Linked DNA regions of Mus musculus: regions 2, 3 and 4 are each linked to region 1. The links are chromatin loops, found by intact Hi-C in ENCODE. Cell type or tissue: left cerebral cortex. All regions are shown on one strand. Region 1 overlaps Gm40055 (a long non-coding RNA gene). Region 2 overlaps Gm40056 (a long non-coding RNA gene). Region 3 holds the start of Gm40056 (a long non-coding RNA gene). Region 4 has its middle 15 kb from the start of Gm32753.

Evidence for each region. Peaks named below come from ENCODE experiments on the same cell type or tissue, not always from the same donor. Only the 100,000 strongest peaks of a DNase experiment are listed, where the experiment ranks them.
Region 2: it touches region 1 in a loop (11-fold over the local background); 3 of 42 quality-filtered maps call a loop at or near these places.
Region 3: a loop joins it to region 1, with 13 times the contacts of the local background. A loop is called at or near these places in 3 of 42 quality-filtered maps.
Region 4: it touches region 1 in a loop (5-fold over the local background); 2 of 42 quality-filtered maps call a loop at or near these places.

What each region holds. Positions count from the first base shown.
Region 1 is chr3:57,996,308-58,001,307 of GRCm38, reverse strand. The region is part of intron 2 of Gm40055 (a long non-coding RNA gene); the gene reads left to right. Among named protein-coding and RNA genes, the nearest start is that of Gm40055, 33 kb to the left of the region's middle. In left cerebral cortex, no CTCF peak of the experiment used is centred here; DNase peaks (open chromatin) are centred at 1,779, 2,402 and 2,685; H3K27ac peaks cover 655 bases.
Region 2 is chr3:58,115,094-58,120,093 of GRCm38, reverse strand. It overlaps Gm40056 (a long non-coding RNA gene), which reads right to left. Exons shown (of 6, transcript XR_003954487.1): 3 at 1,299-2,973. Among named protein-coding and RNA genes, the nearest start is that of Gm40056, 28 kb to the right of the region's middle. In left cerebral cortex, no CTCF peak of the experiment used is centred here; DNase peaks (open chromatin) are centred at 2,126, 2,558, 3,022, 4,392 and 1 more place; H3K4me3 peaks cover 235 bases; H3K27ac peaks cover 2,586 bases.
Region 3 is chr3:58,087,476-58,092,475 of GRCm38, reverse strand. Gm40056 (a long non-coding RNA gene) reads right to left here and starts at 3,060. Exons shown (of 6, transcript XR_003954487.1): 1 at 1,657-3,060. In left cerebral cortex, no CTCF peak of the experiment used is centred here; DNase peaks (open chromatin) are centred at 764, 1,917, 2,495, 2,945 and 1 more place; H3K27ac peaks cover 2,221 bases.
Region 4 is chr3:57,932,880-57,937,879 of GRCm38, reverse strand. No RefSeq gene overlaps it. Among named protein-coding and RNA genes, the nearest start is that of Gm32753, 15 kb to the left of the region's middle. In left cerebral cortex, no CTCF peak of the experiment used is centred here; DNase peaks (open chromatin) are centred at 2,024, 2,548 and 2,771; H3K27ac peaks cover 346 bases.

The DNA of each region.
Region 1 (5,000 bases):
GAAGAGAGCCATTCAGAAGGCATGAATCAGACAGTTCTCTAGATTATGAATCTCTTTGTTCTAGTTCTTACCATGAAGGCAACCTGCCTTTCTCCACAGTTGCTGCCTGGCTGAGCAGGTGATCTGCTAAGGGCACACTTCAACAACGCCTCTGCTATGAAGAGGACTGTTTACTATGACATCGGTTTTGGTTGCCACAGTGGTTGGAAAAGCACCATTGACATTTGCTGAGTGGAAACAGGGAGATGGGCCCCTTGTAAAGCAAAGGAAAGAGAGTTTGCTGTGGGGACTACATCTTTTAAACTTTCTAGTTTTCTTATTTACAACTATTATGTCATAATTACCAACCAGAAAAGTACAATTATCTCCATTCAAGTCAGTTATATTCATTAAGTATACATATAGATTGTTTTCAAATAGTTTTAAAAACATTGAATTTCAGAGAAGTTCAAGGCATGTTGTAAAAGAAGTATACTTTATATATTCAGAAATTTACCAAGATTTGCTTTCCATTTCAAAATCTACCTGAAGGCAGCCCTTTTTAATGTAATGAGGGCAACAGTTTAGTCAGTCTGATTTGCCCTGTATATTTTTTCATATAATCACCAATGTATGGTTATTTCATGAAATGAAAGGGAAGATCTCTATACTGCAGTGGGAAAACTGCACTGTCTATCGATGCTGTCTTTGAGCTTTTCTGATTCCATGTGAAATACTCTTCAACTCTGTTAAATGTAGATATTTAAGAACAATGAGAAGACTGCAGTAGTGGTATATGCCTCTAATCCCAGCACCCAGGAGGCAGAGGCAGGAAAATCTCCATGATTTTGAGGCCAGCCTGGTCTACAGAATGTGTTCTAGGACAGCCAAGGCTACATAGAGGAACCCTGTCTTGAGGAAGGCAAAAAGAACAATGAGAAAATAGTGTCCGTCAGTACTCATGTACATTCTCTACCACGTAGGAAAGGCTCAACTGACTCCCTCTACTCACTGCTGAAGAAGTTGGCTTTGACTTTGTAAGGGTCCAAGAATTGTTGAAGGAAGACCCCAGACTCAGTTAGTATGCAAAGACAAGAAATGTTTATTCTGCAGAAACAACCAGCATGTGGGGATTAACCATTCTCCAAAATGGCAGCCCCAAACAAAGGCGTGCAGGTCTTCTTATAGGGAACCAGAGGAACTTTCTAGAAGGATTAGGTAATCTAAAATTTCACTGGTGGGTGCTAGGGGGGTCGCAGGTGGTCAGTGGTCTGCATTCCTATGTCATGAACGTTTAACCATAGGATGAGATAGGGCTGCCCTGCAGAGATGGCTCATTCTGAGATAAGGTGTTTCCCAGTTTTTGTGGTCCCCCCCAGGCTGTTCTTTGGGAGGAGGTTTTATAAACTTGTTTCTGGATTATGATCTGTTCCTGAAGCCAGTGCCTGTAGCCTTCTTTTCTAAATCAGGCCTGGTCCTTAAATAAAGACAAAAGGGGTTTATGTCATCCTTTCAGGTTGCCCATCATAAGTAATTAAAATATGAATGTGCATCTTCCCATCTAGATGGGGGTCAAGCTTTAGAAGGTACTTTAGAACAATATCTTCAACACTAGTCTTGTCTAGTGTTTGCCAAGTGATATTCACATCTATTGAGAACGGACTTCCTTTTAGCTCTCTTCATAGGGCAGAATGCTTATTTATTTAATATGTGTGGATATTTTTACCTTCATGCACTCATTTCATGCCTGATGCCTGTGGAGGACAGAAGGGGGTTTGACTCTCCTGGAACTAGATTTCTGACAGTTGTGAGCCACCAAGTGGATGCTGGGAATCACTCGGGGAGTTTGAAAGAGCAGCAGTGTTCTTAACATCCCTGGGTATTTATTTCATGATATATGACAAAAGTTTATTTTAGGATAGCAAAAGGTGTATTAAAATATTTGTTATAGAAAGAAACATGTAGACTAACAAATTCTATAAATAAACCCACGTACATAACTGATGATCAATCTGGGTCATTATTTTTCACAGTTTGAAAAGATAGTTCTGGAGCTTCAAGCTATTTAAAGAAATTTCAAAGCTGCAAACTGTTTTGGAAAACCTTCCCCATCTTCTCAGCTCCAGCATAGTTTACATAAAACAGTCACCTGTGACTCAATTATTTATGTTCAGTGTTATATAAAAGCTGAGGCTATCTCAGACAGTCTATACTGTGTGATCACCTTAGCCTTGATTCATATCGGTAGCCCAAGATGAGAAGGTTATCACATGAAGGGACTCCTCTCCTTGCTTGAAACTTCAAGGTATGTCTTAGAGCTAACTAGCACAACCCACTTACATTCCTCAGTGATGTTCCCAGGAAGCACGATGTGTGTTTCAGCTGAAGTTTCTGGAAGCTGAAAAGAACACCATGACTCAGCTCAGCCATCTTGACACCACTCCACCCTGGCTGCTGTTTGGGAATGTTCCCAGATGACAATGATGAATGAAAAAAAAGAAAGACTCACTGCTAGTTGTGTACTACCAAAACATCCTTGTTTCAAGATATCGCTTTTCACTTTATTTAATAAACACATTTCCCTGCCCCAAAGACACACAGAAAAACTTGGCAAATAAAAATAAGCTTAAAAAAATTATAAGACTGACTTATACACTGCTTTATTTAGAGGATACTTTTCACACTTTTTTTTTCTTCCACCCACCAAAAGGAACATGCATAATAAATGAAACTGAGCTTGGCAGGAAATCCATCAATAAGGTTAATTTAATGTAGGCAGAATCGCTAATCTCCATATGGCCATCAGGGGTTGTTCTTATTTCAAAACCAATGACTCCCAAACAGCAGAGCTGAGAAGGAAAGCACACCCCCACCCTGAGATATCATATGGGAATTCAGGTTTCAGGTCACTCACAGCAGAGAGAGAGAGAGAGAGAGAGAGAGAGAGAGAGAGAGAGAGAGAGAGAGAGAGCTGTCCAGACTCCAGCTCATCACTCACTCGTTCCAACCTTCTGACGAGACAGAAGGTCCATAGCTCCTCTCAGCTTCCTCATCAACAGAACCAAGAGACAGTGCACAGAGCTGAATGCTGTATATGTGGCAGGTGTTTCAGAAGAAATGTTTAGCATTGTATCTAACATTTAAAGATTTCATTTGTAAATAGTTTAAGTTGGTGACAGTAATAGTACAACCCTTAGCAAGGGTTGCTCACCTTGAAAGGGAGGTAGAGAAAGAGAGATAAAGCCTGGGAAAGTATAGGCTCTTTTTTCCTTTCTTTCTTTCTTTTCTTTTCTTTTTTCTTTTTTTTAAAGTCACCCATCAATGACTGAACTGTGAAAAAATTTGAGTCATGTTAGGAAACTGTTTTGTTCCTGTTGACTCCTTTGGTATGTATATAAAATAAGAACCTTGGGAAACAGGTTTTAAATGACTTTGGTAGTAAGATGCTAATATGTGTTTTCTGGTAGCTGGCATGTTCTATGCTACCATGAAGTTTCAGTTATTAAGAAAAAAAAGTATCTGAGAGTATTAGCTGAGTCCACAGCAGCCTTTTCATGACATAAATTTGCTTAAGTTACAGAGTGAAGTAAATGCAATTATAGACTCTTGGGCATGACAAGGTACCATTCCTTTTTGACTGATTTTTTTAAATAACAAAAATTATATAATAGGTGCCTATGTAGAGATCAATCCTGTTTAAAATGTGATCTAGTCATCTGAGAAGATGGAGTGAGATTGAAGAGGAAATCATCACTCTTTTGAATGAGACTTATGGACAGCTACTGTGCAGCTTGCTTTACTACAGAGCAATTGTGATAAAAACTGCATGGTACTGGTATAGTGACAGACAAGTAGACCAATGGAATAGAATTGAAGATCCAGAAATGAACCCAAATACCTATGGTCACTTGATCTTCGACAAGGGAGCTAAAACCATCCAGTGGAAGAAAGACAGCATTTTCAACAAATGGTGCTGGCACAACTGGTTGTTATCATGTAGAAGAATGCGAATCAATCCATTCCTATCTCCTTGTACTAAGGTCAAATCTAAGTGGATCAAGGAACTTCACATAAAACCAGAGACACTGAAATTTATAGAGGAGAGAGTGGGGAAAAGCCTCGAAGATATGGGCACAGGGGAAGAATTCCTGAATAGAACAGCAATGGCTTGCACTGTCAGATCGAGAATTGAGAAATGGGACCTCATGAAACTGCAAAGCTTCTGCAAGGCAAAAGACACCGTCAATAAGACAAAAAGACCACCAACAGATTGGGAAAGGAGCTTTACTTGAATAGTAGGCAAGAAAGGAAGGAGGGGAAGAAGGGAAGAGGGAGAAGAGGTGGGGCAGAGTAAGAGAAAGGAGAATGTGAGAGAGGAGGAAGTTTTTGTTTTCTTCTTTCTCCTAAGGTCTGGTTCAACTTTAAAAGTCTGAAGCTGTGTAGAGGATTGGAGAGAGGGAAAGAGAGAAACTAAAAAAACAGAGGGGTGGTGGTGAGAGATAAGTGTAAGAACAAACAGCTTCAGGAAAATATTGACAAAGGCAGATTTTATAACCTGTCAATCATTGGCACCAACTCATTCCAATTAATGCTGCTATTCTAACTGATCTTAAAGCAAATGTTGTCTTCTGAATTAGTATTGTTTTAAGATGAAGTTATATTCCCCTTAGTCTTTGCTTTAAACATGTTTGCATTTAGTGATTTAGTGTGTAGTACTCTCCAAAAGATATAGAGGGCCACATTAAAACAGTCAAAATCTACTTGCCCAGCGTTCCATAACTTTTCCATCCCAACCTGTTAAAATCCTCCACAATATTTTGACTCCATCCTTGACTCTACAGTTCAGAGCCTTGAGGTTTTGTACCACCTAGCTATGTTACCTCACACAAGCTAATTATCATCTCTAAGCATTAATTTCCTAATCCTGAAAATGAAGAGAATTAAAGTAAGGGCAGTTAGTCAAGAAAAACAAAATCAAAAGAGCAATCCAAATTGTAGAGGAAGAACTGTTCCTAAGCAAA
Region 2 (5,000 bases), 120 kb before region 1:
ATATGAACTGAGGTCCTCATTCATATGAACTTTACCCATTGAGTCATCTCCCCAGCCATTTCTCATTGTTAAACCTGAAGCTTCAATGGTTAACCCTTTACCAACTCTTTGAATGCATTCTCTTCTCTAAAATTTAAGACCTTTGTTCTCACTAAATATATATATATATATTGAATTTTCCTTGATTTAGACTTTCTTTTACTGATCAGTTCATGCATCACTTTCTGGCTTCCTTTCACGAGTGTGTTGCCACATACCCGAGGATCTTAGGACTCCAAGTTTCCACGAGAGACTACAATTCCCAGTATTCCCTACTCATACACCACTTATGTCTAGCTGGGCCTGTTGACTAATTTTCAACAATTGGATTTGAGCAGAATAATTTTGTAAAGATATGGGTATACGGTGTCAATGGGAACACATGTACCCATAGTCTCTTTCCTCATATGCAGATGCTAAGAAGAAAGAATTGCTGGACAGAGAGGGTCTGGGCTCTGAAAGGCCTTAGGGACCATAGCCTCACCTTGAGCTATCCATAGCTATCCTAGGAAGATAACTTCTACAGGGATTGCAACAGAAACATGGAAGTCTGTGATACAGCCTCATCTCTCTTCTGACTTGCTTTTCTTCTGGCAACCATCCCACTGTTCACTCTCTCTCTGTCTCTCTCTCTGTCTCTACCTCTCTGTCTCTGTCTCTCTCTCTCCCCTAAATAAACTATTGAAGGTTTAATGCCTTTCAAAAACTGTTTCTTTAACAAAAGTCTTGAAATTAGAAAAGACTTCAAATTTCCATGAAAAGAATTTGGAATTGTAGAACCCTTGAGAAATAGAGAGAGGGATGGAGAGAAACAGAAAATTACTTGACCATAGCTTTTAATCATCTATAATTCATACCTAATCATTTGTTGACACTTACATACATTTTTATTGAAATTTACATACATTGTGATAAGTACTGCATTGAATCCCCCACCCCCCAACTTTTAGATATCTCAAACAGGAATTATTCTGAGGAAATCTGGCAAGCTCTTTCCCTTTTCATTCTTTACATGTTTTAAAACACCCACTTATTTTCTCTAGAAATCACAGCTTCATCATTTTTCTCTATATCCCAATGAGCTATAAACTGATATCTGAAAATTTATGTATCTGTCTATCACTAATCTACCCACCTATCGAATCCTCCGTTGCTGTTCAAAGATATTTGAGACATGCTGCATATATGTGGGTGCTCCAGAGAAAAGGAACCGATAGTATGTAGATAGTTTGAGTCTGCTATCTCTCCCACATACTCACGTCTGAACTCTTGGTCTCCAGCTGGGGGTTCTACTGGGGAAGGCTGTAGATCCTCTAGGTGATGGGGTTTAGCTAGCAGAAATAGGTACCAATGGTAAGTCCTTGAGGGTATAATATCCTCGGCTCCTTCTCATCTAGCTCTTTCCTATTAGAACCACCATAGAATGGTTTCCACCATAAGCTCTCAATGCCACAGAGCTGCTTTGTCTTGCCCTGCCCACCATGCGGTGGACTGAAACCCTTGAAACCCTGCACCAAGATGAAGCTTTCCTTCGTTAATGATGCTCTTGTCAGGCACTGTGTCACATTCATGAGAAAAGAAAGTACCCACCTCCTGGCGCATGTGTGTGCATGGTGTGTGTGTGTGTGTGTGTGTGTGTGTGTGTGTGTGCGTGTGCGTGTGCGTGTGCGTGTGCGTGTGTGTGAGTGTGTGTGCATATGTGTTTGTGTGTATGTGTGGTGGGATTTATTAATTGGCTTAGCAGACCAGAGGCTGAGTAGTCACAGGAGCTATAGGCAGAGATCCACAGAAACCACTAGCTTCTCAATCAAAGAATCAGGACTAGTAATACGCCCCCATTCTGAAACTGAAGGCCTGGAAACTCCCCAGAGAATTGCTGGTGTGAGTCTACATTCAAAAGCTGAAGAGTCTGTGATCTAACGTTCACAGACCATAGCAATAGCAAAAGTGCATCTGCTCAAAATGAGTTTTGTGTGCCCTTGCTTCTGCTTTTCCTTTTGTTTGATCTAGGCTTCAAGCTTACTGGGCGAGGTCATGCACATTCAGAACAGGTCTTCCCAAGTCAGTTTCCTGACACACATACCGACTGTCTCTGGAACCACTGTCCGACGTAAGCCCTAAGTGTGCTTTAATACTTCTCTAGATGTCTTTCAATCCACTCAACCTGGGAACCAAATATTAACCATCACAGACTATCTCCTACATGTTTGTTATTTCCAAAGAACTAAGCCTGGCAACTTTCATGCAGCTGACACTTAATAACCACATATTTACATAATGGATGCATACCAGTCTTCTAAATCTTACATATTAACTACTCCTTTCATTTCTAAACCTAACTATCAGAATCAAGCATAATTTGATACCACATTAAAATTTCTGGAGCTAGGTTTCAGAAATGTCTATTTTCAACAAGCTCCCCAAGCAATTTGGAAGCTGCCAGCTTGTTACCAGCCTGCAGACTGGAATTTGAAAACCAAGGACTGCTGTATCTTTCTTCGCCCCAGAATCCTACATTCCCTTTTCTCCACCTGTGTACCACTCTAACCATTTTCTCTTAGCAACCAAGTAACCACGCTGGCCCATCTTGAGATGCTCACCATGAGATAAAGACATGCTTTCAAAGTCTTTAGAAAATAACCATGTCTACAGACATCAAAACTTTGTCCTACCAATCACCTGCTTCCTGCAAGTGAGTAACTACTTATACAACTCAGATAATCATAGAACATGGTCTAGATACATTTCAGCACATGGCATCCTTACTCCATGACAGACTCATTAAAATCCCCACACTGACCTTCATCTGTTTTGTCTCGTCTTCATTTCTCCCTAGCACTTGGGAATCTCACCTTCTTAGATAACCGGATTCTGCTGGTTTTGCAAGCTGAGCCGACCTGGAGCATCCTCTTCTGGGCAGCCTTCGTAAAGAGGCTGTTGAAGGAGAACAAAGCAGATTCAAGAAAACGGCCATCTGGTTTCCATGTTGCAGATGCCCACATGAGCCTTGAAAAACTCCAGCAGGGGAGGAGGTGGAAGATCCCGTGGGCTGGCTGATGAAGGGAGAAATGAGGAGGAGACTCTTTCCCCTCAGAATTCCCACAGTTGAACCGAGTCTTCATAATGGCAACCAGGAAGTGAGAACTGGTTGACATAATTATACATCTAAATTCTTAAGTAAACAACCTTATTTTTATATTTATAGCCCAGAGACGAGTGTGTGGCCACCTTCCTATCCTAGCTCTTTGGAGAGGATCAGAACGAGAACCTTTGTCTAATTCCCTATATTCCCTTTTGCTTGTGTGTTTTAGCCAAACTTCTGCCAAGGCAAAAGGAACTCTACACGTGTATGTCATTAAGCGCTACATATGTTATATATCATATGCACATCCATCCATATATATAAAATACAGGGTAATCTCCTATATCTACTGTAGACATGGTAAAAACCAGGGTAAGAAATATAATTTTATTTAAAGTTTCATTTAAAATGTTTAGAACTTTGGAAGTTAAAAAAAAAAAAATCTTAGCAATGTCCTAATCCGATCAGTCTCGTTTTAGAGGATAAATGTAAAACTCAGAGAGGCAAATTGCCCTGCCCATGCACATACAAGTTAGTCAGGACCAGATTTATAGGGGTCTGAGTGATATGTGCCCTAGATCTCTCCTAAAAGAAGAATTTGTTGTTTCTGCTGCTCTGAAGGCAGATGGCAGCTAGCCTTCAGCTGTCAGCTTCTTTGAGACTTTCCTGGGTTAGTCCATATCCAAAGACCCACTGGAGTGCAGAGGACCAGCCTTTTGACCTTGCTTGGGGACACTTTAATGGTCACTTTATCTTCAGACATCCTTGTTGGCTGCATGAAGCTATCAGGTTGGTAGTGGATCTACTTTTGTTGATTCCAAGGGCACTACTGAATATATTTCCTATACATTGATCTTCATTGTAGACCTTTATCTTCAAATAATCTGATCTGGAGCAAGAATGAAATAAGAATGGATAAGAATTATTATCTTTTTGTTCCTGAGAAAATATCCATTCTGGAATTGTGGTGTGCATGTGTGTGTGTGTGTGTGTGTGTGTGTGTGTGTGTGTGTTGTCCACGCATGTGTGTGTGTCTGTCTCTGTGTGTATATGTTTGTGTGTATGTATTTGTGTGTCTGTGTATATGTATGTGTGTGTCTGTATCTGTCTGACTGTGAGATAGACATATGCATATGCATTATAGAGGCATATCTACATGCTTTCTTGGTCTCCACACTTCTAAGAGCTTTGGAGAGGTGAGGTGGAAAACAGCTCCTTTAAGAAAAAAAAAGTACAACCCACTTTAAACTCCCTGGCAGATGCATGTGCATTCTCACCACCCGCCAAAATGCTCTGGATTTGCAAATGAAAGACACACACACACACACACACACACACACACACACACACACTAGCTTATTTTTAATATGCTCTAAGCAGTTCAATGGTTGGACACTTCCAAACCTTCCTGGGGCTAACACACTCTCCCCTCTGACATTCCTGAATTATTTCTTACTAAAATTTGTGTTTCATCTCTGCTGCTCCAGATTCAATTAGGGGACTGCTTTCCCCCTATTCTTACATGGCTGGTTCTCTGTCTTCCCCAGCTCTCATGGGTGTATCCTATTGTTTCTCTGGCATGGCAATTCTAAACTGTTGTCTTCCCATGGTTCTTTGCCCAGGAAATCTAAACTCCCTCCTTTGTCTCCCTGTCCAGCCATTGGCCACTGGCAACTTTATTTACCAATTAGAGCCACCTGGGGACAGGGACACTCAGTGGCTCACACTCAGATGTGTGAATTCTCATGTGTGACTTTGGGAGCCGAATTAAAACAAATAGCATTACAACCAATCGACAACACAACCAGACCATGAAAGAAATGCTGTCACATCTTCAGACAGTAATTTTCAGGCATGCAAGGGGAAGCCACATGACTGA
Region 3 (5,000 bases), 91 kb before region 1:
CATATGAATATATATACATATATTATATGTAGTATATGTAATATATATACATATATATTTATATGCTGCTTTTGCATATGAAAAGACACGTGGTATTTTGTTTTCCCCATCATTCTCCCTTTCTCCTCTTCTTTAGAGTTCTTCCTGACATATAGTCCTTTCTGTTTTCTCATGATAAAGTGTTTTTGGTTTGTTTTGGTTTGTTTATTTTTGCTTTATTGAGTGTGTTGTTTTGTTTTTAGTTTTAGGTTTTTGGTTCATGTATCTTCTTTTCCACATCACACAGAGGCAGCTGCTAATCTTCTTCAACCAAAACTTCAGCTTGTTTGGTTTTTTTATCCCCTTCCAAAAAAAAAAAAAATGAATGGGACGATTGCCTCTCCCATTCTGCTGCTTCCCAGTGTCTTACACCCAGAAATAGTGATGAGTTTCTGCACAGAAACCCAGAGCCTTCAAATAGCCTTGGCACGCTGCTTGGGAGAGTGGGAGCAGAGAATGAGCACAGCTCTGATCCAGACTTGTAGTTCAGGGATACACAGACGAGGCAGGATACAGAAGCACATGCATACCTGGGGCATTTGCAAGAAGTAGGAAGTCCCTTGCTTTTATATTTGATAATTCTATTCATAGTTTGGCCTTCATCCTGCCTGCGGGCACAAACTTAATATGATTAATTCTGGATCCCCCTTTGCCCGTGAGCTTGGACCTAAGTAGAGCGGGCTGGTGACATGCCATGGCTTACAGCAGGAGCATCTTGATGTTGGTGACTCTCAGCAGTAGTGAGAGATGGAACTCAGGGTTCTCCACTGTATTAGTCAGTGTTTTTGCTGTGAAGGGACACCATGAGCAAGGCAACTCTTATAAAACAAAGCATGTGTTTGGGGGTTGCTTATAGTTCAGAGGATCAGATTATTCTCAGCATGGGAAGGAGCAGGGTGGCACACAGGATGCTGGAGCAGTAGCTGAGAGCTACAACTTGATCCTCAGGCAGAGAGGGCTAACTGAGCCTGGAGTGGACTTTTAAAACCTCAAAGCCCACTCACAGGGACACACCTCCTCCAAAAAGGCCCCATTTTTTTCCAAACAGTTCACCAACTGGGGACTAAGCATGCAATTATATGGGTCTATCGGGGTCATTATCATCCAAACTGCCTCATCTGTGTACCTGAGTTGTTCTCACAGACTTCTCCTTAGGGGAAAGTAGGATCTTGACATACGTCACAGAAAAAGTCTTAGAACATGTCCATGAGAATTGAAGTTGGAGTTCATTAAGCAAGACAGTATATATTCAGGTAGAAGACAGATACATGCTCAAGGATGTCAACAATAGTGTGTGTGTGTGTGTGTGTGTGTGTGTGTGTGAGAGAGAGAGAGAGAGAGAGAGAGAGAGAGAGAGAGAGAGAGAGAGATTTTGTGGCTTTAAGTAACAATGTTCAATGAATGTCATCTATATGGAAGTTTGAGAAAGTAAAAATGCTTGGTTTACCTTTTTCAGAAGGGTCTTTTGCTTATAAATATGATTCTAAGGAGGTTTAATGTGGTTTTTGTTCAAATGAGGAAGGAAAGCTATAATAATAATAATAATAATAATAATAATAATAATAATAATAATAATAATAAAGTAGTAGTAGTTAGAAAGGCCAGAGGAATTCTTACCTCACAAGGAGTCCTCGTGAATGAATTAATTCTTAAGTCACAAGGAAGTTAAGACGTGCTTTTTGTCTGGAAAGATGGTTCATAACCTTGTTAGTGAGACTTTCTCAGACGGGAGTACGTCCTCTGCGGGCCATTTGGTCAGCTGTCTTGAAATTCTTGACTGTCCGCCAGCAAGAGATTTCATCCAGATCCTAGGGCGCCACGGCTTCTCTTTCTTTCTCATGCCTCCTCGGCTTTCCATCTTTCTCCTTGTCTGAGTAACCATCAACTAGGCAGGAATGTGCTGAGATGTACAACTTTGCCATTGCTCCAAGTCCTGCTGTTTCTCACCCCCTTTTCTAATCTCTAGGCCTCCTCAAGAGCAGTTATTTTGCTTCCTTCAACCTACTTTGTCTGCTTCTTGGTACATCTATCATTGCTCTTGGAACTGGGTATTGATTCTAGGAGGCTGCTCCATCTCCCTAGATCCTCCACATAACCATCCTCCCTCGATGCTGCTTACTGCCAAGCACGTGGTCAACAGGCAAGTTTTCCACCCCTCAGATCTCACTGGGAAAGCAACAATGGACTCTTAGGCTTGGATCCATCAAATCCACCTAGACTCCTACCATTGTCCCCGTTCTACCTTCAGGTACCGCCTAGGGAAGGCAAGTCTCTGGGCACCTCTTCAGGAGCCAAGTTCCTCTGAAGTTCTCTTTCCCATCTATCCGGGGAGTTCATAAAGCGAGTCAGGAGGGTGGGAAACACGAGCTCAGAGCTGCTATGTTTTCTTTGGAATCCTTTGTCCTACATTCTTTCTGGATCCTGCTGTGGGTTGCACATTTAAAACTGAAAGACACCTCTTCCTCTCCACGGTGAGGCTCCCTGTTCTTTGGCAAAGTGCCTTAAGTTCACTGAAGCTTGAGTGGGAGACGTGCCATAGGCAAGAGCTGGCGCCTGAGCGGGGAGCCCTGCGGTTAATATCTTAAAATATTCTTCCACCCGGGGTGGGGGGTACTAATACACAATGCTTCGCTGAAAGCCTTTTTGAAAAAGCGAGTTTCCAAGAACATTCAGCTCCTGTTCCCTCTCCCTATGCTAAACGTTAACCCTGGCTTCAGAATGGTCAGTACTATAGATTCGTTTAATCCTTTTGGTTTATTTAAAGAGCCAATCTCGTCTCGTCAGTTTTGCAAACAGGCTGTGCCCTGCTCTAACCTACTCCCCGTTTCAGACTGCCTTACCCTGAAAGACGCCATCTTGCGAGCAGCTCTGACTCTATTTTGAAGATAGAGGAACGCTCTGCACCTGGGTGGACACGTAAACGGCGCCATCTGTCACACCACCCACACGACACAGAACGGGGTGAACTGAGACTGGATGGGTGCATGAATGCATTAAAATCATATGAGAAAACCAGGCCCAAGAACTTATTAGACACACCAAACCAAGGAAAGACTGTAACTCCTTCCCTGGGACCTTATACCAGGTAAACAACCAGTATTGTAACAGCATTGCCTTGTGACCAAACTTGTGGTCACAGTCTGTGCCCCTAGGAACCAAGGTCTGCTTACTTATGTTTGGAAGGGCTGACATAAACGGCTCCATCTTGTTGTTTGAAACAGGGCATTTCTACAAAGCCTGGACAGGCCTCAAATTTACAGTCATCCTGTATCATCTTCCCAAATTCTAGGATTACAGGCAAACTCTACCATACCCAACATGGCTTCATTCCATTCATTTCCCTTTGTCTCTGAAGACATGGCTGATTAAACGTCTGTTGGTTTCTTTTCTATGGTAACAGGATGTCTGGTCCATCTTTCCAAGGAGGTCATATTGAGTAAATCCCCCTTTTCTGTTGTTTCCTGTTAGTGTGCCTGTTTTAATTGGCTTCTTAAGCCTAAATTACTGAATATGGCTCCCAGAGGTACAGGCTGTGACCCCCAAGTTCGGTATTAGTCCCACAAACCTGTCATCTCATTATTCACTGTGTGCATAGAGGAATCTGTAGGCAGAGAACTCCCAGGGCCTTCAGCTTGGCTCATCCTGGCCAGTATCTACTAACACTACTGTCTGCCCATACACCTGCTTATACATTTGGACCTTCCATCCATTCACCTGCCTGTTCATTGGTCTGAACCATGTCCTGTCCTTTGGCTACTTCAACTGATTCAGCCCTATAGCTTTGTTCCCATCTTTGACCCAACAGCAGTGGCAGCAGTAATGTGTTCCCAGAGTTCTCTGGCCTTGTTGGTTATCTCATTCCTTCAGACTCTTATATTTCTATCAGATTGCGAGCGCTGGTTTCACAGGCCTCTTTGAAACACCTTGCCTCTTTAGTACTTTGTAGTCATTCTGTAACCTACACACACACACACACACACACACACACACACACACACACCTGTGTGATATGTAATATGTAATCTGAGAAATGATATTAATATTAGGATAAAATAACGTGTTTGCCTCAGTCGTGTATCTGGCAAATCATTGCTATTGAAACCCCTGTGCCTTGTGAAGTTATTATTATTCACTAAATATTGTTATTGTGGGGGAAGGCAAATATGATCATTCATATTGCTGACATAGTACACTCATGGCAATCTCTATGAATTATGGAAGTTCAACTTCTGAGTACAGTCACAATTGATTGGTACATGATGGACATCTTCCTATCATCCATCCTCAAGGCACTTACAGTGAGGACTCTGTTGTGTCTAGATTCGAGATTCATTGTCTGAGCTTAAGATTTTCAAGATTTGATTATTTTGTTTGATGTGGTTGCTTTATTATTGTTATTATTATATAGTATCCCATTATACAAATATACCAAGACTTATTTTTTTCTGTTCTCTTTTTGATAGGCATTTAGGGCCTTTATAGTATAAGGAAAGTTGCTACAAATGTTCTTAGACATATCTTCTAGTAGACAGAGGCTTCAATTCTGGGAATATACTTAGTTGTGGGATTACTGGGTTTGATATTTATATATATATATATTTAGCATTCATGTGTATGCTAGTTTATTTTCTTGTTGTGGCAAAATATCTTATAACAAGCAACTTAAAGAAAGAAGGATATATTTTGACTTGCGGTTTGAAGGTACAGCCTACTGTGGAGAGAAAGGTGTGGCCGTGAGAGTGGTTGCAGGAGCATGAGGCAGCCACAGTCAGGGAGCAGTGCGATGATGGTTTTACTCACTGCTTTCATTATTATTATTATTATTATTATTATTATTATTATTATTATCATTGTTAACATTATTGTTCAGCCTGTGATCCAGTCCTTAGGATAGAGCCATTCCTATTCAAAGTGAGTTTTCTCTTCTCAGCTAAACTTCTATGGAAACACCCTTAAAGGTA
Region 4 (5,000 bases), 63 kb after region 1:
ATACATTTTGAAAATAGGAAATTATATTAACCTTGGAAAAAAATTTTAAAGTCTTGGAGTTGGAGAAACAGCTCCATGATTAAGAGCCCATTTTGTTCTTACTTTAGTCCCAGGTTTGGTTTCTAGCACCCATATGGCAGCTTACGACCATAAGTAACTCCAGTTTCAAGGCATCTGGCACCCTCTTCTGGCTTCCACTGGAACCAGGCATACACATAATGCACATACAGGCAAAAGCACTAATTCACATAAAATAAAAATTAACTGGCAAATTAAATTTTTAGGGGAAAAAAAGGCTTTGAGCACCATTCAATTTTCAACCATTCCCCAAGTTACATTGACATAAGGTCCACATTCACAGGTTAGAAGCTAAACCTAGTTGATTCATAATTATACAGGTCCTGTTTCCATCTGTTTCTGTTTTTGAGAGAGTGTCTCACTTAGCATAGGCTGGCTTTGAACTCATAACCCTCCTGCTCTTATCTCTCAAGTGTTATAATTATAAACACGCACCACCACACCCAGTTTCAATTCTTGCTAAGATCATAATTCAAAATCTAAATTGAGAAATCCCAATCTCACATCCCAAGACTGAGCCAAAATTGTTACATCTGACCTTCCCGAGCACTTAGGCCTGAGCCAGCACTTCTTTTTCTTCATAGAACATTCTGGTTCTCTTTTCTTCTTGAGCTCTAGCAGACACAGCAAGCAAATCAAAACCTAAAGGAGTAAGATGATCAGGTTTGCCTGAATATTTAGAAATCAATGCAATTATATGTCCTTTCAACTGACTGCTTCATTATTTATACAAAAATTGAGCCCTGTTTTGAGCTCTTAAAATCTGGTAAGTTTTCCAAAAGTGTATTTACTGACATTGAGCACTCGAAATAAATGGTGCCATAAATCTTAGGCTGTTTACTCGCAAGTTAGCTTAACTCAGGTTTGAGCCCAACTGAAATTCCCTGAGCTCCATTTACATCAGTAAAACAGTTACCTTATCTACAACTTGACCTGTGTTGTGATGACCAAATGAGATGAGATTTGTAAAAGGACTTACAATGCTGTAGTATTGATTGTCAAGCTGCCATGATCTAGAATCTCCTATGAGGCATACCTTATAAGTTTACAGACTTATAAACTGGAGTGAGAAGAGGCACCCAAGTTGGGGCAGTGCAGTTCCATGGGCTAGTGTCCTGGGCTGATTAAATGCAAGAATGTGTGTCAATCATCATTATTCATTACCCTCTGCCTCCTGCAAACGCGCAGATGCAATGTAACTGGAGGTTACATGCTACTGTTGGCACAATTTCCTCTTCATGATGTCCTCACTCTGATAGACTGTATCCTCAAACTGTGACCCCCAAATAAACACTTTCCTCCTTAAATTTCTTTGCCAGGTATTTTGTCACACCAGAAAACTATATAAGCCTGAAATAACATTTGAGAAACATGTTCTCAACTAATCATACTTATCAATATGCTATATTAAAACCACAATATAGTATATTCACAACAGCCAAGTAGACAGAAGACAACGGGCAGCTCTTTTTCTTCCTTTGTGTATTCAGTGTTCCCTCAGCTCCTCTGTTCTACTAGAACATTCTAGAAGCAGGGAATGCATTGGGAGACAAGAAAAATAAGCCAGCACTACTGCTTTCCTGGAGGACATATGTGAGTGGCAAGAAAATGCCAGGCAAAAAAGGAAACAATAATGATAACTTTTAGACATTCATAAATCATAGGAAGAAAATGAAACACGGTGATACAATGGTGATGTGTGGATTATTAGGGGAGATCTCTCTAGAGAGATAATTGCAGCCACACCTGCCAGAGGAGATGCCGTGGGAATATACAAGGTAAAGTGATGGACAGCATGTATCAAGCCCTGGGGCAGCATCAAGCTTGACCTGATCGGAGAGCAGACTGCAGGCACTCTTGGCTGAGGTCGAGGCCCTGGATTATGAATGTGTTCCATGATGCCCAGAGTGTGCAGTGCCGGGGATCAAACCAAGAGTTTTCTGCCTGCTAGGCAAGTTCCCCACCAGTTGATCCACATCTCCATATCAAGGTATATAGTTTTTTTAAGTCCACTTTCCGGGTGAGAAAACTGAGGCAGGGATGCTTAATAGTAGCTAGTGGGAAGCAGACCTAAGGACTGAACCTATGCCACTGGCTCCAGGGTACCTGCTTTTTACATCACAATTTTGCCTCTTTCCTAACTAAATTGCACAAATATGCATCTTTTGTTATTTGAGTGATATATGAGGAGAAACCAAAACTGTATTTATTTTGTCATTTGTTGCTTTATAAATAAGTGCAATTGTTTCCCTTCTTCCTAAAGATGGAAGCCCCAATTCGTTTTTTTTTATCTCAAGTACACTCTTGGGAAAATGACTATAGAAAGTGGCTCTGATTAATTCATGTTCTCCTGACTGATGGGGGAAAACCCTTGCTGGGCCAAATGAAGCCCACTCATCTCCTATGCATTGCCTAGTTATTTTTAAAAGCATGACAGTGCACCAGATTAAAGCAGAAAGTCTCGCTTTCCTACTTATCCTTCTAAGTTTGCATTATGGATATACAAGAACAACTGACTCTTCTTAACTCTCCTCACCCCTACTCAAAAGTTCCACACACAGCACAGTAACAAGGAGCAGAGAATGCTTACAACCTAAACACATTAAAGATAGAGTCATCAGATAGGAGGGAGCCTTAATTGAGAAGATTCCTCCAGAAGATTGAGCCGAGGCAAGCCTGTAGGACATTTTAAAATTAGTGATTGACGTGGGAGGCCTTAGCCCGTTGTGGGTGGTGCCATCCCTGTGCTGGCTTTTCTGGCTTTTATAAAAAAGCAGGCTGATCAAGCTATATAGAGCAAGCAGCACTCCTCCATGGCCTCTGCATCTGTTCCTGCCCTGTTTGAATTCCTGTCCTGACTTTCTTCAATGGTGAACTAGAATGTGGAAATACAAGCCAAATAAATCATTCCCTCCCAAAGTTGCTTTGGTCATAGTGTTTCATCACAGCATCCTAAGATGAGTAGCAAGGATGCTTACCTGTGTGTCGGTGTCATCTGTCTAGCCTGAATCTGTCTTAGTCTTTAACTTTGTCATTTTGTCAACATGGATGTCTGGTTAATATTTCTGATACATTTAGCTTTTTTTCCCCTTGCCTTTTTTCTTTTTCCTTCCTTCCTTTTTTCCTTCCTTCCTTTCTTCCTTTTTTCCTTCCTTCCTTTCTTCCTTCCTTTTTTCCTTCCTTCCTTTCTTCCTTCCTTTTTTCCTTCCTTCCTTCCTTCCTTCCTTTTTTCCTTCCTTCCTTCCTTCCTTCCTTCCTTCCTTCCTTCCTTCCTTCCTTCCTTCCTTCCTTTTTTCCTTCCTTCCTTCTCTCTCTCTCTCTCTCTCTCTCTCTCTCTCTCTCTCTCTCTCTCTCTCTCTCTCTTTCTTGTTCTTAAAAACCTCACCCTGAGAAAGGCTCAGGGCTGCAATTAACTGGTTTTTGGTTTCACTCTGGGACATGGAAACACAATTTCACTTAAACTACAAGTGACAAGCTTATAGTTTACCACCCACTGTAGTTGCTGGCCTGCTAATAAAGGCTTTCTACTGTCTTAAACCTGTCTTCTGAGCAGTCTTCTCTGGTAAGATACCCAACAGTTTCTTATTGGTAGCTTCTAAAGCCTCCCTTTCTCCCACTTTTCATAACACCAGCAAAGGTCACTTTGCGTCCCAGGGATGTACTTTAGGGGATTCCGATGATCCCCCCAGGGAAGAGACTTCTTGTTCTTTTGGAATCCGTGTAAAGAAGAAATAAAAACGCCAGCAGCCAGACCACCTTCCGTCCAAGCAGACCATGGAGATTTGGTTCAGTGCTGTGCTGGTCACCCCTTTCCACATGCTGAATAAAAATGTTGTCTCCTTAACATCCCACTGTGTTATTCTCTGGCTCTCTCACTCTCTGGTTCTCTTGTTCTCCCTCTCAAAATCTTGCCCCCCCCCCCTTTCTGCCAACATCCTGATAGGAGGCTCCATGCCCCTCTCTGGCCTGAAACTTGAGAGGACTACATCCACCTCCCCCAGTCCCCAGGCTAACCTGGTTTAGGTTTTACTCTGGGATATGCAAACACACTTTCACTTAAACTCTAAATGACAAGCTTCATTGTGGGCAGCAGCTCAGGATTACTATGGAAAGAAAGTGGGCAGACCCTTGAGGGAAGTAATCTGGAGTATTACTGTGGTCAAACTTCACAATAAAATTAATAATAATAATAATAATAATAATAATAATAATAATAATAAATAATAATAATAATATAACGTTTGCTTAAACTTACATTACAGAGAAAAATACCTCAGTTAAATTTAATTTTTCAGGCAAATAAGGTATGTTCCGATATTGAATAGGACACTACCTCTGTGGCATCATGAGAACACAGGAAATTGTCAAAGGGTGAGAGCACAGTAGGAATAAGGACTTAGCATCTGAGTAACCATGTGACCCTCCCCACTCCAGCTGGTAGAACCACCATGCACCAACAGAAGAAACAGTTCTCAAGGGGCCCAAGAAAGTTCCTGAAAATAGAAACATTGGTGCTAGCACAAACCTGCCTTGCAATTAGCCTGAACAGCTTGGCACCGCATCCAAGAAACACCAAAGTGGGACAAAAGAAGGAACAAGGGGACTGTGTACCAAGAGAGTGTCTGTCATGCCTGTCTCTTAGACACCAAGTCTGTGTCTGAGAAGCTCATCTGCATCTGGGATTTCTGTGCTCTCCGTTTTTGTCTCATGTACATTTCCCTTGTTTCTCAGTCAAGTGTCTTTGTGAGTTTTTTCAATTTATCTCTAGATAATTAATGTTCATGCTGTAATTCCCTTTTTTAATTTATTTATTTACATTCCAAATGTTGCTCCCCTTCCTGGTGGTCCCCCCTCCAAGAGTTCTTCAGCCCATCTCCCATCCCCCTTTCCTCTGAGAGAATGTTCCCTCACCCACACCCAGT